Linked DNA regions of Mus musculus: region 2 is linked to region 1. A link is a contact called in ENCODE Hi-C or POLR2A ChIA-PET data. All regions are on one chromosome and are shown on one strand. Each heading gives the region's core, a stretch centred on a gene start or an enhancer-like site at or near the end of the contact. The rest is flanking DNA. Distances are from core to core; before and after follow the strand shown.

The links. A loop is a pair of places that touch in the nucleus more often than their neighbours do. ChIA-PET counts read pairs that join two places held with the same protein, here RNA polymerase II (POLR2A).
Region 2: POLR2A ChIA-PET joins it to region 1 with 61 read pairs in embryonic stem cell. The contact joins the promoter of Morc3 here to the promoter of 2310043M15Rik in region 1. A Hi-C loop is called at or near these places in 1 of 37 maps with a recorded cell type or tissue (CH12.LX). POLR2A ChIA-PET finds 5 or more read pairs at or near these places in 5 of 5 experiments (Patski and embryonic stem cell).

What each region holds. Positions count from the first base shown.
Region 1 is chr16:93,793,538-93,796,237 of GRCm38, forward strand. 2310043M15Rik (RIKEN cDNA 2310043M15 gene) reads right to left here and starts at 1,364. Exons shown (of 2, transcript NR_151466.1): 1 at 1,032-1,364. All of the region lies in intron 27 of Dop1b (DOP1 leucine zipper like protein B), which reads left to right.
Region 2 is chr16:93,830,736-93,833,435 of GRCm38, forward strand. It overlaps Morc3 (microrchidia 3), which reads left to right and starts at 1,386. Exons shown (of 17, transcript NM_001045529.3): 1 at 1,386-1,613. The coding sequence starts at 1,575. It overlaps Gm30881 (a long non-coding RNA gene), which reads right to left and starts at 2,357. Exons shown (of 3, transcript XR_876266.3): 1 at 2,116-2,357.

The sequences.
Region 1 (2,700 bases), core at 114-2,613:
GTGATAACCTGATTTAGGGCACACTGACCAGGCTGGGTTCCATAGCCACGATAGGATATCCAACATCAATAAACACGTCCTATAAATGGGATGTAAATGTTTGTCACGGGAGGCACAGAATCCCCTCCAAGAACAATCCAGGGAACAAAGTGCCCCTTGAGGGAAAGGGCCCTCTGCCTTTTCTCCTGGAGCCTCCCCATCCCCAAAGCTTTGTTCACGCCATTCTTTTGACCATGTTCAGTATTCATTCAGTTGTCCTAGCTCACACAAAGGGAAGAAGGCTGCTAGGCAGTGGTGGCGCACACCTTTAAGCCCAGCACTCGGGAGGTAGAGGCAGGCAGATTTCTGAGTTCGAGGCCAGCCTGGTCTACAGGGTGAGTTCCAGGACAGCCAGGGTTACACAGAGAAACCCTGCCTCGAAAAACCAAAAAGAAAAAAAAGGGAAGAAGGCTGAGTCCCTGTGGGGAAGGGAGTGGTGTTAGTGTGCGCCTGTCTGTGATTACCCATCAGCACATCGCCGTTTTTCAGTCTCAGTTATCCTCGGAAGAGCATCAGGAGGCACTGGAAAGTGGACACACACTTCTCAGCCCGTGGACAAGCACACTGCCTTTTAGCCTGTTCCTGGGCCCAGGCGACTGCCCACCCCACCTCCCATGCTTGTAACTGACTGACTGCACCTGTTCCTGAGGTTTATTCTTCATGGTCCCCCTCCCACCTTCCACCTCACCCAACTCCAAGATCTATTTCTTTTCCCCTTCCCCTTTTCTTTAAAACCATCAGGCAAGCAAACAAGAAAACAGAATGACAAAAAGAAAAAGCACAAGAAACACACAAGCACACACACATACACAAAGACCAGAAAACCACAAAATTGCCAGAAAACATAATATACAAGAAAAGGATAGTAAGACAAACAAAAATGCCCAAAGAAAGCCTCCACCAAGACAGAGACCTACAAAAATACTACCGAGTACATTTTGTATTGACCACATGCTGCGGGGCCTGGGGAGACTCCACTGGAGAAAACAAACCTTCACATGGGAGTGTGGATCAGCTGGAAAGCCTGTGTTTGGGTGGGCAGGGAGGCTGTGTTCAGTTCCTCCTCGGTGCTGAGACCCCATCTTGCTTGGGCCTGTGCTGCCCGTCTCTGATGTGCGTGGTTCCTGTTGTCTCTGAAGATGTCGATGAAGACGCCACCATTTAGGATGGAGTGTTCCAGAGTCACTGCTCAGCTGTGGGTCCCCTGAGTAGTTCCCTTCTACCGCAAGAAGCAGCTTCCCTGAGGATGGCTAAGCAAGACACTGATCTGAGTCCCAACCCGTGTGGTCCTAGGGACCCAGCTAGACAGACTGATTCATTCTGGCAATCTCCAGAATGAACCTAGATGGCAGGGCAGAGTGGTGTAGGGGTGTGTTGGGGTGTGGGAAGAATTCCCAGCAGTCAGCCAGGCATGCACACACTTTTGTTTCAAAGGAGTGGAGCCATATAGCATGCCCTGCCACCCAAACAGGAATTCTCTTCCCGGAATGAGGAGGGACAGGGAGCTGGGCGGTGCCCAGGGGCAGCCTCACGTGGTTCTTCAGAAGTCGATGCCTGCTTTGTTTTGGAGACTAGTATTCTCCCTGGGACCTGAGCTTGCTGATTGGCCTGGTTGGCTGGCCACTGAGCTTCTGAGATGCTCTATCTCTCTCCCCAGAACTGAGGGTCACATGACCCACACCTACTCCTCTCCCCCCCCAGCACTGAGAGTCACATGACCCACACCTACCTCTCCCCCCCCAGCACTGAGGGTCATGTGACCCACACTTACCTCTCCCCCCAGCACTGAGGGTCACATGACCCACACCTACCTCTCCCCCCCCCCAGCACTGAGGGTCACATGACCCACACCTACTCCTCTCTCCCCCCCCCAGCACTGAGGGTCACATGACCCACACCTACCTCTCCCCCCCCAGCACTGAGGGTCACATGACCCACACCTACCTCTCCCCCCCCAGCACTGAGGGTCACATGACCCACATCTACCTCTCTCTCCCCAGCCCTGAGGGTCACGTGACCCGGCCTCCCAGCCCATCTTTTTTTATGATGCTTGGGTCAAGCTTGGACCTCACAATTGCACAACAAGCACTTTCTCTCCCAGACCCTTCATTTGCTACTTTAAGCCAATAATTATGCTCTCCCTGATGGTGGTGGTGGTGGTGGGGAACACCCCGCCACCACGACACCCGTGCACTCCAGCTGCTTTGCTGTGGCTCGCTCTTTGGGTGCTGATTAAACTGGGTGCCCACTGCAGATGTGGCGACTGTTGCGCTAAGTGTTGTTGTCTGTCTGTTGCTCAGTAATTAAACCCAACCTGAGGACAGTCCTGTGGTAAGGCAGCACCTGGCTCCTTTCAGTTCCTGGCAGGCATAGACTCGGGAAGCTGGCCGTAGTTTTCGAGCTTCTCAGGAAGCCTGGGTTAGCAAACGTCATAGCAGCACTCAGCAGTAATAAATGGCCGTGATGGCTGGAGAAAGAGTGGGCATTTCCCTCCATTGATGTGCGTGTGTTGTGCATGTGCAGGTTCTTAAGGGCAACCTTGTGTTTGGACTCCGGTGCCATTCAGCCGAGGAGGCTTAGGCTGAGACGCCTGTATTAGAAATCCAGAGTCTTTTGTGGTTGGTTGGTTGGTTTGTTTTGTGTTGTGGGTGTTTTGTCTGT
Region 2 (2,700 bases), core at 136-2,635, 37 kb after region 1:
CATCTATAATCCCAGGATTTAGGAGATAGAGGCAAGAGGGTCAGGAGTTTGTCAACCTCAAGTACAAAGCAGACCAGCCTGGGTTACAGGAGGCTCTCTTTCAAAAAGAAAAACAAAGCGATTATGTGGATCTCAAGAAAATGTGGCGAGACAGGCTTTCCTCAGCTGCATCCCGTGGGGAATCCTCTTCCCTGATGAACAAGTATTTGTCCCACCCTAGGCACTGTTTTCCCCGCAAAGACAACCAGACTCGGATGAAACAGGAAAACAAGGCTGACCTGCTTGTTAATCCTGTCAACTTGACAAGATTTAGAATCCCCATGGGAACAAACCTCTGGTCAAATCCACAGGGGAGTTTCTAGACTAAGCTATTTGCAGTTCAGTGGAGAATTTGCGCAGCCTGGGCTGCTGACACTCTCTAGGTTGACTGCACGGCTCACTGACCGGCCATCATGGTTCAACTGTCTTGACAGCCACCTGTTCTGCAAGACTAGACACCAGTTTTGCTTATCTTGTGCCTCTTATTCACTCTTAAAAACAGTGAATACCACAGGTTTTAATTTTACATCCCCTTATTAATTTAAAAGTATTTAAGTTTTTACAAGCCTACAGTTAAAATATGAAGAGAAAACACAGTTGACGTGTAGGAAAAGGAGAGGATCCATCCCATACTGTAGTGTTTAATAGACAGCGGTCTATAATAAAGGATACTAAATTGTTTATCAGCAGAAGATGAACTGAACTTTTTTTCGTTTTGTTTAGTTTTTTTTTGTTTTTGTTGTTTTTTTTTTTTTTTTTTTTTCGAGACAGGGTTTCTCTGTGTAGCCCTGGCTGTCCTGGAACTCACTTTGTAGACCAGGTTGGCCTTGAACTCAGAAATCTGCCTGCCTCTGCTTTCCAAGTGCTGGAATTAAAGGCGTGCGCCACCACTGCCCGTCTGAACTTTTATAAATAAAAATATGACTATCGTTAAGACTGCAGTAAATACTCTTGCAAATCTTTTAACCTTCTCTTTACTTGTACTATTTAGCATCCCTTTCTTGACTAATTTCTACATGCTACTCGCTGCAGTACCGGGCTCCACACACACTGAATTAACGTGTCCGTGCGCTACCACTACCAGGATAAAAGCTGATGATTTTCAGGCAAACCCAAAAAGTAATTATTTTCTTCATTTTGTCCTGTAAGATTCCAGTAACATCATTACCAGCGGCCATGGATTACACTTTTGCAGTGCGATTTTCATCAGAGTTTGCCTAGCTTCTACACATCATTCTTCGCGCCAATCTTCAATCTCAAGGTCCAGCTACGCGAGGCGAGGAGCTCGCGCCCGCCCGCTCACCTACGCATGCGCCCAACGCCTGGGTCCTGCGCGCGCAGCAGGTCAGGCCCGCTCGGGCAAGCCTCTGCTGAGAATCCTAATTCGCCTTTGCCCGAGGCGGAAATGAGTGGGTGTGGCCTGGTGTTGTCGGTTCCGCCCCGGAAGTGGGCGGGGCGTTGAAGCCCGCGGCGGACTCGTAGCCTCCCAGTCGGGCTGCGGCCGAGGCCGGTCCTGGCTTTGTAGCTCACTCAAGATGGCGGCGCAGCCACCCACCGGGATCCGCCTCAGCGCGGTGAGCAGCCGCGAGGGGAGGAGCGGGCCGGGTCCCAGGAGGGCGGGCAGGCGGGCCAGCCAGGAGGTGGCAGTGGGCGGCGGCGACTCAAGGGCTGGCGCGGCGGCCGGGAGGTCGCGGCGGGGCCAAGGGTCCGCCGCCATGTCTCCTCGCTCGGAGGAGCGGCTGTAACGCGCGGCCGGTGCGCTCGCGGCATCTCGGGGCAAGCCGAGGCGGCCTCCCTCCCTCCCTCCGGCTCTGCGGCGCCCGACAGCTGTTGTGGGAGCCGCGCCCTCCGCGACCCGCCCGCCCCGGGAGCAGCCGCCGGGCCTCGTCGGGGCGGCGTGGGCTGCGGTGCAGCGCGGTTCCTGCACGCGTCCGTCCCTGTCGGTCCCGGCTCGGAGGAGCGGAGGCTAGGACTCATCTCCTCCGCTTGCTTGGCATGCCCCTGCCTTTTCGGGCCGAGCCCATTGGTGGCAAACCCTTTGGAGGTGGCTGGGAGTGGTCGCAGAAAAGGACTTACACTTTCGGGTCCAAAACATTGTGGGCGTGGCTTCACCTGATGATTCCTGCAAAGTTTTATTCTCTGCCGGCCCTGAGGTCTTAAGCGGGGAAAGTTACTTCCTTGATGTTTGAAGGATGGCTGCGGTGGCCCATGCCTGGCATCCCCAGCGCTCGGGTGACCGAAGCAGGCAAATTCTAGGACAATTTAGGGAGACAAGGGGAAGTCCTGTCTCAAAGGCAAAAAAAGCGGTACTACTGTGTTATGTAATTTCGTTGGCGAGCGGTAAGGATTTCCGGAGGTTAAAGCACCTCCCGTAGGTGCTCTTCAAGAATGCAGGTCTCCGTCCATTCATTAGGCTACTTCCGTCATTTGGGATGTGATAGCCCCAAGTGTGCATGAAGTGTTACCTAGTTTTATCGCGTCTGCCTTTTTTTTTTTTTGTGAGGTTGAGTATTCTTCACATTTTTTGTTATGTTTTGTTTTAAATTGCCTGTTAGTACGGTTTCCCCCCACACAGTTTATGTGTGTGTGTGTCTTATGCACCTGAAGATGAGGACTTCTGAACCCTCACTGCTAGTTATGAGTTGGCCCATGGGGTGCTGG